Regions from separate parts of the Homo sapiens genome. Here region 2 is linked to region 1. Evidence: chromatin contacts called from ENCODE Hi-C or POLR2A ChIA-PET data. All regions are on one chromosome and are shown on one strand. Each heading gives the region's core, a stretch centred on a gene start or an enhancer-like site at or near the end of the contact. The rest is flanking DNA. Distances are from core to core; before and after follow the strand shown. Region 1 holds the start of ARL6IP4 (ARF like GTPase 6 interacting protein 4). Region 2 holds the start of ATP6V0A2 (ATPase H+ transporting V0 subunit a2).

Region 1 (4,315 bases), core at 1,756-4,255:
TATTGGCACTGATAGCCTGGGCTAGGGGCTCCTGTGGGAGGCAGATACAAGTTTCCCCTCATGGAGCCTGTGCTTTGTTGGGAGTCATGGGTGGAATGAATCCCCCTCCTCCCAGCCTGGGGGTGCTCTCCTCATTGCCTTCCACTCCCCGGCAGCTGAGATAGTGCTGAGGCTGTTGGCTGGGGCAGGGCCTAGGCTGCGAGGTGGCCCCATCGTGGGCACACTAGCCCTGCACCCCTGGGCATTGGTGCGTCCGCCAAGAAATGTTTAGGTTTCCATTCTCAGCCTGGTTTCTTCCCCCTCAGGGCCCAGCAAGAAAGAACAGCCCCTTCTGGCCTTCCTGCTGGGGGACAGAGGCTCCCAGAGCCACTTCTGAGTTGGGGTACAGACTTCGGTGGCTCATCAGATGAAAGGAGGTGCAGAGAGAGCCTGAAGTTGGCTCTGTGATCCCGACTTGGCTGTCACTGGCCTGCTGGGTGTCCCTGGGCTACTTCCTTCCCCTCTCTGGGCCTCAGGACCCATATGTGAGCTCCCAGGGCCAGCCCTGTGGACACTTGTAGAGTCTGGGGAAAGGTTCCGGGCATAAGTGGGGGGCATGGGAATCGGCCTCCCCTGCTCCTCATGTTACTTCCTTAAGTCATCACAATAGCCCTGAAAAGCAAAGGCCTCATCTCCATGGCACAGGTGATGAAACAGGAAGACTGAAGCCCAGGCCTGGCCGGCCCACGGCCACATTCAGGCCAACAGACCATCCCTCCTTCCACAGAGGAGAAGCGCATCTACCGGGTGCCTGTTTTCACAGCGCCCTTCTGCCAGGCCCTGCTGGAAGAGCTGGAGCACTTCGAGCAATCGGACATGCCTAAGGGGAGGCCCAACACCATGAACAACTACGGGGTGGGTGAGGCCTGGCCGGTGGCAGAGGAGGGGGTGGCTGGGGTCAGGAGGCAGTGTCAGAGGTTCTGCAGATGGGCTGCCTGCCCGGGCTGCGAAAGAAGGTCACAGTGGGATCACCGTGGAGTGGAAGCCCAGGGTTGCAGCCCTCTAGTTTCCTTGCTGACCCCAGGAATCCCCTCCCAGGTGCTGCTGCACGAGCTCGGGCTGGACGAGCCGCTGATGACACCACTGCGGGAGCGCTTCCTGCAGCCGCTGATGGCCCTGCTGTACCCTGACTGTGGCGGGGGCCGGCTCGACAGCCACCGGGCCTTTGTGGTCAAATACGCACCGGGCCAGGACCTGGAGCTGGGCTGCCACTATGATAATGCCGAGCTCACCCTCAATGTGGCCTTGGGCAAGGTCTTCACAGGGGGCGCCCTGTATTTTGGGGGCCTCTTCCAGGTGAGTGTGTGACCCATGCGGCAGGGCCTGGGGCAGCTGTGAGTGCCCAGGCCTGAGTCGTGCCATCTGCAGGCACCCACAGCCCTGACGGAGCCCCTGGAGGTGGAGCACGTGGTGGGCCAGGGTGTCCTCCACCGTGGCGGCCAGCTGCATGGAGCCCGGCCCTTGGGCACTGGTGAGCGTTGGAACCTTGTCGTCTGGCTCCGAGCCTCTGCTGTGCGCAACAGCCTCTGTCCCATGTGCTGCCGTGAGCCCGACCTGGTGGACGATGAGGGCTTCGGTGATGGCTTCACCCGAGAGGAGCCCGCCACGGTGGATGTATGTGCGCTCACCTGAGCTTGCTTGGGCCCAGTGTGGGGGTGGCAGGCAGGTGAGGGCTCCGTTGCCTTGGTCTGGGGGCAGAAATAAAATCCCCGCAGCCTACTGCACTTCTTGGCTCAACGGTGTGCCAGCTTCTGGGTCATTCTATGGGCAAAGATGCTGCCTTAGTTCAGGTTTGTCAGAAGCAGGGTCTGGAATGGGGCTTCAGCGAGGGAGTCAGGGAAGCAGGGGAGGGGAGGGAGCAGCTGGGCAAGGAAGTGGCTTCAGAGGACGTCCAGCCTCAGCTGGCCCCACGGAGAGCTCCAGGCAGAGCCCACAGTACCACAGTGTGCCCACACCACCGGTTACTGGCTCCTGGATGAGGGGGCCAGAGAGGAGTGAATAACTTCCCAGACACTTATCTCCAGGGCAGGGTGCCTTCCAGTAGCCAAGGGAAGCCTCCAGAGAGCACAGATGTGAACCCTCAGCAGCAGGCATCACCCCCCAGTGGACTCGGGTGGGCCACCAGTAGCATCTTCTAGATGGCAGAGGGGTGAATGGCAGGGCCAGGAACCAGGCTGCCCGGGTTCCCATTCTGCTTCTGCCACTTCCAGCTGTGTGGCTTTAGGTGAGCCTTCACCTTTTGGTGCCTTCGTTTCCTCATTTAGCACCTACCTCCTAGAGCTGTTTTGGGAGTCAAATGCGCTGACGTATATAAAGTGCTTTGCAAGATCCCTTTGTGTTTGCGGCTGTCATTGTGGAAGAGTTGCAACTTGGGGGCCCGAGATTGGATGAAGCGCACAGCCACGCTTTGGGTTACACATTTGAAACTCAGGGGGCTTCCATATTGCAGTCTTGAGTTTGGTCTCCCTGGGAAGGTGGGGCACCAGCCCCATGCCACGTTGCACGTATCAGCTGGAGCAGAATCCTGGCTTCCTTCCGGATGGGCCTGGGGTCCATGCCCGCGCTCACTGCCAAGATCTTTCTGGCCCCTACGGACACGAGTTTGCGACCTCTGAGTCACTGGGTGGGCGCGTCGGAAAGACCAGGGCGCCTCAGTCTGGAGCTCGCAGTCGTATGGAGAGGGCAGGACCAGCCGGGGAGGAGGGCGGCGCGCGCGAGGGTCGCCTTCTTCCCAGGGCACCGGGGGCGTGGGTGCTGCGGGCGTGCGCCGAGAGGGCAGCCTTGGAAGTGGGCGCAGCTTCGGCAGACACAGGCGTGAGGGGCTGCGGAGCTCGAGGGCCGGCGCCCCTGCTTGCCTCTGCGGGAGGTGGGCGCGCCCGGGACGGAACCTGGGGCGTCAGAACGAAAGGCAGCGGCGCCGCGCTTCCCAGCCGGCCAGCCTCCCGCGCAGCGCCCCGGCCGGAAGCCTCCTCGCCGCCGCTTCCTCTCGAGAAGGCGCGGGGCGGGCTGTCCGGCCCGCAGGGCGGTCGAGGTGGGAACGGAGCAGCCCCGGGGGCCCCCTTGAGGCGGCGAGGCCGCGAAGGGCGCGGGGCTGGAGGGTAGGAGAGCGCGGGAAAGCGCCCCAGACGCCACTCGCGGCGGACGGCGGCCAGTTCCCAGGGGTTTGGAGCCGGGTGCGCAGGCGTGGGGCCTCCGGGCACGGGGCGGGCCCTTAACAGGCACCGCTGCGGGGACTGGAGTCGGCGGAGAAAACCGGGGTCCCCAGCGCTGGGGGTGGGTGAGGGTCGCTCATTTTCCCGGGACGGTGACGGGTACTGGGCGTCGCCAGGCCCCGGCCCCGCTAGAGCCACCCTTGGAGCCCGCCCGCGGCCGGCCTTGGGGGCTTCGGCTCAAGCGCGTCTTCTTCGTCGCCAGCCCGCGGCGCCATGGCTCACGTCGGCTCCCGCAAGCGCTCGAGGAGTCGCAGCCGGTCCCGGGGACGGGGGTCGGAAAAGAGAAAGAAGAAGAGCAGGAAAGACACCTCGAGGAACTGCTCGGCCTCCACATCCCAAGGTCGCAAGGCCAGCACGGCCCCTGGGGCGGAGGGTGAGGACCACAGGCATCGGGGAGAGGAGGCGCAGTTACTACCCGGGGAAGTCGGGCGAGCAGTGGTCGGGGACGCTCAGTCATGCCTCTGTGCAGCCGGGCCTGAGATGTGAGGGCCAGGCGCCGCAGGAGCCAGGAAGGGGCTCCTCTGGGAAGCTCCATCTCTGTTCTGGAAAGCCCCTCAGGAAGCGCTCACCCTGTAGCCGGTCTGTGCCTGCCCCAGGCCAGAGCAGGGGACGAAGGTTTACCTCTTCCCCTCCTGGCCTTCCAGCCTCACCTTCTCCCTGCATCACAGAGAGAAGCAAGCAGAAGGCCCGGAGGAGAACAAGATCCAGCTCCTCCTCCTCTTCTTCCAGTTCTTCTAGCTCCTCTTCTTCCTCCTCGTCCTCCTCCTCTTCCTCCAGTGATGGCCGGAAGAAGCGGGGGAAGTACAAGGACAAGAGGAGGAAGAAGAAGAAGAAGAGGAAGAAGCTGAAGAAGAAGGGCAAGGAGAAGGCGGAAGCACAGCAGGTGGAGGCTCTGCCGGGCCCCTCGCTGGACCAGTGGCACCGATCAGCTGGGGAGGAAGAGGATGGCCCAGGTACTGTGCTGCCCAGCACCTGAGAGGGAGAAGGTCGCTTCCCAAGGCCTGGCCACCACCTCCGTCTTCCCTTCCAGTCCTGACGGATGAGCAGAAGTCCCGAATCCAGGC
Region 2 (6,322 bases), core at 3,118-5,617, 730 kb after region 1:
GCATGAGCCACCGCACCCGGCCTTTTTTTTTTTTTTTTTTTTTTTGAGGCGGGGTCTCTGTCACCCAGGCTGGAGTGCAGTGCACAATCTCGGCTCACTGCAATCTCTGCCTCCCAAGCAATCCTCCCACCTCAGCCTCTGGTGTAGCTGGGACCACAGATGCTCCACCATGCCTGGCTGTATTTTTGGTAAAGACGGGGTTTCGCCTTGTTGCCCAGGGTGGTCTGTAACTCCTGAGCTCAGATGATCTGCCCACCTCGGCCTCCCAAAGTGCTGGGATCACAGACGTGAGCCACTGCGTCCGGTCCATCTGACTTCTCAAAGACTTTAGACCTTGACTTCAGTGATTTGTTGTAGTCTTGTATGCTTCTCTATAAAATTTTAATAAATGAAATGTCTTATTTTTGTAGAAAATTTTTATTAAGTGCCCTGTGACTTTAATTCATATATGTAGCTATCCAATGCAGAATGAATATTCTCATCGCTGGCCTGAACTGAGTAAAATGCATGAGAAGAACTCAAAAATGTTAGAAATTTTAGCTTATCACAAATTAGTTAAAGTCATAGGAGTTTTATTTATACCAGAGAGAATCAGTCTTTTCTTTAGTTTTTAATACATTCGTGTTGATTGATGTTTCCCATATTCCGTAGAAAGGATTAAGAAATCCTTAAAAATGCATGTAATACAAAAACACAAAATCACTGATGGGGAAAGATATGGGGGCTGCGGGAGGAAAATAATAAGAGAAAAGTAAAACAAAACCAGGGGCACATGTAAGCCCTAAAATACATGCCAGAGGTTGCCTTTAGCAGAAGCAGGCCCCTAATTCATTATTTATTTATTTGTTTTTTGGAGACAGGTTCTCCCTCTGTTGCCCAGGCTGGAGTGCAGTGGCACGATTATAGCTCACTGTAAACTCAGACACCTGGGATCAAGCGATTCTCCCCCAAGTAGCTGGGACTACAGGTGGCACACAGCTACCACGCCTGGCTATTTTTTTTTTTTTTTTTTTTTTTTTTTTTTTTAGTAGATGGGGGTCTCGCTATGTTGCCCAGCCTGGTCTCAAACTCCTGGCTTTAGCGATCCTACCACCTAAGCCTCCCAAAGTGCTGGGATTACCAGCAGGAGCCACTATGCCCAACCAAGACCCCAGTTTACAAAAACCCAAGTATGATTAGCTATAGGAATTATGAAATCTATTCATTAATACAGGAATTATGAAATCTATTCATTAAAAATTAACTGGTTATCAATGAAGGACAGTTTTTCCTAGCTGAGTCTTGACAAATTTCTCCCATGGGCCGTCACATGGGAACAGTCAACCCCACTCAGTGGGGAGAATGGATTTTTTTTTTTTTTTTTTTTTTGAGACTCGGTCTTACTCTGTTACCCAGGCTGGAGAGCTGGAGAGCAGTGGCACAATTACGGCTCACTGCAGCCTCGACCTCCTGAGCTCAAGTGATCCTCCCACCTTAGCCTCCCAAGTAGCTGGGACCACAGGCTTGTACCTGGCTAGTTTTTGTATTTTTTTTTTTTGTAGAGAAGGGGGTCTCCCTATGTTACCCAGGCTGGTCTCGAACTCTTAGGCTCAAGTGATCTACCTGCCTTAGCCTCCCAAAGTGCTGGGATTATAGGTATGAGCTGCTGTGCCCAGCCCTGGAATAGATGTTTTTAGCCACGGTCCTACAGTGGCCACATGGCACATCACCTGTAAGTTTTCTTTGTGTGCCAGGTAACTTAGTTGTTTCAGATGGATTTTCTATGTTATTTAAGCCTAATTTTGAAAAATAATTATTTTCCCTTTTATACTTTTTGATCGAATTCCTAGTGCCTGCTGATACCCAGCACCACATAAAATGTGCTGTTTCATCTTCGCTGCAGAGTTCCTGCCCAGGGGCAATTTCAAATTTTCCTCCAGTCTTAAGTCCATTTTCTTTTTTCTTTTTTTTTTTGAGACGGAGTCTTGCTCTATTGCCCAGGCTGGAGAGCAGTGGCGTGATCTTTGCTCACTGCAAGCTCCGCCTCCCGAGTTCACGCCATTCTCCTGCCTCAGCCTCCTGAGTAGCTGGGACTACAGGCACCCACCACCATGCCCAGCTAATTTTTCGTATTTTTAGTAGAGACGGAGTTTCACTGTGTTAGCCAGGATGGTCTCGATCTCCTGACCTCGTGATCCACCCGCCTCGGCCTCCCAAAGTGCTGGGATTACAGGCATGAGCCACTGCGCCCGGCCTGAGTCCACTTTCAAATAGGGGGATGAGCTAGTCACTGCAGAGGTCCTAAGTTTCTGCATGATGGAAATACCGTGAATTTCAGCATCTGTACTGTGGTGGTGTTGGGCCTTCACCCGACCCCTCTAGGGCTGACTCAGGAATCTGGGTCAGTACTGGACTGACGGAGCTGGGGTCTGAGTCAATTATTGTCTGAACTTCAGCCTTTGAATTCACCTTCACAGTTCTTACTGTATCTTTTTGTTGTTGTTGTTTCTTTTGAAACAGAGTGTCACTCTGTTGCCCAGGCTAGAGTCCAGGGATGCCATTTCAGCTCACTGCAAGCTCCACCTCCCAGGTTCAAGCGATTCTCTTGCCTCAGCCTCCCGAGTAGCTGGGACTACAGGTGCCCACCACCACGCCTAGCTAATTTTTATATTTTTTTAGTAGAGACGGGGTTTTGCCATGTTGGCCAGGCTGGTCTCAAACTCCTGACCTCAAGTGATCCACCTGCCTCAGCCTCCCAAAGTGCAGGGATTACAGGAGTGAGCCAGGGCACCCAGCCTAGTGTAACTAGCTTTGGATTTCAGGTATTTATGGAAAATAAATTTAAAACTTCCAAATGACAGGTAATTTAGCTTGATTTTGTGGGCTTTGTGAGGACGCCTTTTGTACTTAAAAGAAGGAAAAAACTCAGTTTGGCAGAATGGGGTCTGGAGTGTCTATGGTTTTAACTTTTTTAAGTTTATACATTTATGTATGCATTCATGAACTATTTATTGAGTGGCTACTATGTGCTGGGGCTTGGAGATACCACAGTGGCAGAAACAATGTCCCCACCTTGGTGGAGCTTCCATTCTAGCAGGGAAGACTGGCACTAACACACAGACAAGATAATTTCAGATGGTGGCAGGTGCAGTGAAGGAAATAGAACAAGGATGTGACTCCAGGGACAGTCTCAAGGAAGGGGATATGTAAGCAGAGACTCGACTGGGACAGCGGTGAGGTTGCGGCCTGGGGCGGGGGGCCACTGCTTCCCGGTCAGTGTGGGGAACACACACTGGGTGCTGTGTGATTCCATCGACAGGACAAGCCTGGAGGTGGCAAATTTAGCGAGACAAAATTGTCCTGTGGTGGCCAGGCCGGGCGGGAAGGGGAGACTGCAACTGAGCAGGAGGAGTCTTGCGAGGTCGGTGGGAAATGTTTGAAAACTGGATTGGGATGCTGGCTGCACACTCCAACTTCACGAAGAAGCCTAGGATCCCTCCGGGCGGCGGATCACGCCTGTAATCCTAGCGCTTTGGGAGGCCAAGGCGGGAGGATTGCTTGAGTTCAGGAGTTCGAGACCAGCCTGGCCAACATGATGAAACCCCTTCTCTATAAACATTTTAAAAACAAATTAGCCGGGTGTGATGGCGCGCGTCTGTAATCCCAGCTCCTCCAGAGGCTGAGGTGGGAGGATCGCTTGAGCTCAGGAGGTCAAGGTTGCAGCGAGCCGAGCTCGTGCTACTGCACTCCTCCCTGGGCCACAGAGGGAAACCCTATCCATAAAAAACCAGCAGCAGGGCCGGGCGCAGTGGTTCACGCCTGTAATCCCAGCACTGCGGAGGCCGAGGCAGGCGGATCACCTGAGCTCTGGAGTTTTGAGACCAGCCTGGCCAACATGGTGAAACCCCGTCTCTATTAAAAATACAAAAAAATTAGCTGGACGCGGGTGGCGCGCGTCTGTAGTCACAGCAACTGGGGAGTCTGAGGCTGGAGAATCGCTTGAACCTGGGAGACGGAGGTTGCAGTGAGCCGAGATCGCGCTACTGCACTCCAGCCTGTGGGACTGCGTGAGATTCCGTTTCTCTCTCTCTCTCTCTCACACACACACACACACACACACGCAGCAGCACAGGGTCGTGCACTAGGAACGGGTGAGCTTCGCGGCGTGCACACTCGGCGAGACTCCTCCAGGAAAGCCGGGGAGCCGCGCGGGATTTAGCTCTGCGTCCAGTCCGGCGGAGCGCCAGCTGCAGTGGTCGTACCCGCCGGGTTCGCGCTGGTTGGCCCTGCCGCCACGTCGTGCGGCGACAACCTCGGGCGTCCATTGGTCGGCCGGCGGGGGGGGCGGGACGCGGGGGCGGAACCGGAACCGGCAGTGGCTTGGGGGCGGGACCTCGCGGACTGCTGTGGCGGCAGCTGGAGCGGCGGCCGCGGTGGCAGAACCGGGGGCGGCCGCTGCAGTCTGGAGCCCCATAGTGCGGGGCCGCGGCCAGGCCACAGGAAGAGCTCGAGGCCCGGGCCGCACCGGCTGAGTGTGCGGGCCCGCGCGGCTCGGAGCCGCCGCCGCCCATCGAGCCCCTCCGGGCGCGGGTCGGCCCGCCATGGGGTCCCTGTTCCGGAGCGAGACCATGTGCCTGGCGCAGCTCTTCCTGCAGTCGGGCACGGCCTACGAGTGCCTCAGCGCCCTGGGCGAGAAAGGCCTGGTCCAGTTCCGAGACGTGAGTGTCGCCCGGGAGACGCGGGCCGCACCTGCTCTCCTGGCGCCCCCAATCCCGCGCATCGCTGGGGCCCTCCCGCGGGGAGCACCGAGGAAGGGCGCGCCCCGTCCCCATTGTCCAGACGGGGAAGATGACACCCCAGCTCAGCGGCCAAAGCTTCCCGGAGCGCGGGGCTGACTCCAGGGTCGCCGGCCGTCTGTGTGGTCGGCGGCTGCTCTGCCCCAGTTAGTTAGGATCGCCCGTGTGGTCTTCATCAGCTCCGGGCACCGAGCTCAGCGGGAGAACAAATCCCACAAAGGCCTCTTGGAGTCCTTTTGGAACTTTACGGGGGTTAGGGGGGCGCATTAACCAAATAAATAGGTCAACCAGAAAAGGTTTGCCATAAAGAAGAAACGGGGTGATGTGAAGGTGATTCGGGCGGGAGGTGAGTGTGAAGGGATTGTCGAGGAAGCCTCCCGGAGAAGGTGATATTTCAGCTGAGACCCAAATAGAAAGGAGCCAGCCGTGGGGAAGATCTGGGGAGAGGGTCCTTGTTGGAGGGAACAGGAGGAGCCCAGACAGAGCCAGAAATGGGAAGGAGCTGGATGTCATCTGCTTGAGGAGAGGGATTTTTGTGTTTTGGTCACTGATGCTTAATGCTGTACATACCATTGTGTGTAAGGACTTAAGAACTCAGTCATTGTTTGTCGAGTGGAAGCTGTCTCCCCAACAAGTAATAATAAACATTTGTTTGTCCATTTACTTGTTTATTGTTTGTCTCCACCAAGGACTGTCAACCTCTGAGAGTAAGTACCTTAACGCAGTCCTTGGCAGTCATTGGCATCGATAGGCATTTGTTGAATGAACAGACAAGCTTTTCTTGACTGCCCGCTATGTTCAGGCACTGTTTTTGGTGCTGGAGACTCGGTGGTGAGCAAGGCAGACACAGTCCCTGTGTTCCTGGAGCTTCCAGTGTGGGAGGAGACAGATTAAACACACTCTGATTATGAGCTGTGATAAGTGCTAAGAAGGCAAAGAACAGGGTGTGGAAGGGAGACCGTGAAGCAAGTACTTACTGACTGAATTGAAATCCACTCAGGCGAACATTTTATTTCCTGGCCACCACTTTCATCTCCTGACTGTTTCCCTTAATCTTCCTAAGGTGTCCTTAATTTCAAAAGGGATCAGCCCTACCCGAGATCTGATATCCATTGATATCAGATATCTAATACCAGATCAGCCCCATAAGGCAGTTGCAAAGTCATGGAGAGACTCCTGAGTGACAGGCGAGGGTGCAGGTAAGATGCAGGGCGGTTCCTGGTTCCTGGAGCCACTTCTGCAGTTGTACCCATTCACCTGATGGATGCTGCGCTGAGCTGTGAATAGCACCCAAAACATTCAGGCAACAGCTGCAGGTGCAGCAGGCTCCTACATTTGTAACAGGTAGATGTTTTCCTTCCGGTTAGTACTCAAGCCAAGACACTTATCACACTTCAGTCTTACAGGTTTGAGCAAACGTACTAATCACTATGAAGGTTCCAGTTTCAATAAGCGCCACTACCTCCAGTCATAGAGTGTACCTGGGATCCTTTTCAACTGAATGTCAGTGAAAGGAGAAGAAAGTGCTGTTCATCTTTTTCCAGAAG

Evidence for each region. A loop is a pair of places that touch in the nucleus more often than their neighbours do. ChIA-PET counts read pairs that join two places held with the same protein, here RNA polymerase II (POLR2A). Pooled maps may share reads with other maps.
Region 2: a loop to region 1 is called in a map of CD8-positive, alpha-beta T cell, with 4 times the contacts of the local background. The contact joins the promoter of ATP6V0A2 here to the promoter of ARL6IP4 in region 1. A Hi-C loop is called at or near these places in 1 of 168 maps with a recorded cell type or tissue (CD8-positive, alpha-beta T cell), 3 of 37 single-sample maps with no recorded cell type and 9 of 50 pooled maps. POLR2A ChIA-PET finds 5 or more read pairs at or near these places in 2 of 52 experiments (CD4-positive, alpha-beta T cell and RWPE1).

Annotation. Positions count from the first base shown.
Region 1 is chr12:122,977,676-122,981,990 of GRCh38, forward strand. ARL6IP4 (ARF like GTPase 6 interacting protein 4) reads left to right here and starts at 3,006. Exons shown (of 6, transcript NM_018694.4): 1 at 3,006-3,070; 2 at 3,454-3,624; 3 at 3,896-4,204; 4 at 4,282-4,315. The coding sequence starts at 3,465. It overlaps OGFOD2 (2-oxoglutarate and iron dependent oxygenase domain containing 2), which reads left to right. Exons shown (of 7, transcript NM_001304833.2): 5 at 767-894; 6 at 1,078-1,335; 7 at 1,408-2,367. The coding sequence ends at 1,671. RefSeq lists enhancers at 2,203-2,422, 2,579-3,084, 3,085-3,590 and silencers at 2,673-3,312, 3,323-3,422.
Region 2 is chr12:123,707,986-123,714,307 of GRCh38, forward strand. ATP6V0A2 (ATPase H+ transporting V0 subunit a2) reads left to right here and starts at 4,368. Exons shown (of 20, transcript NM_012463.4): 1 at 4,368-4,697. The coding sequence starts at 4,581. It overlaps LOC105370042 (a long non-coding RNA gene), which reads right to left. Exons shown (of 3, transcript XR_945477.4): 3 at 4,781-6,322. TCTN2 (tectonic family member 2) reads left to right here. Exons shown (of 18, transcript NM_024809.5): 18 at 1-414. RefSeq lists a silencer at 4,193-4,742.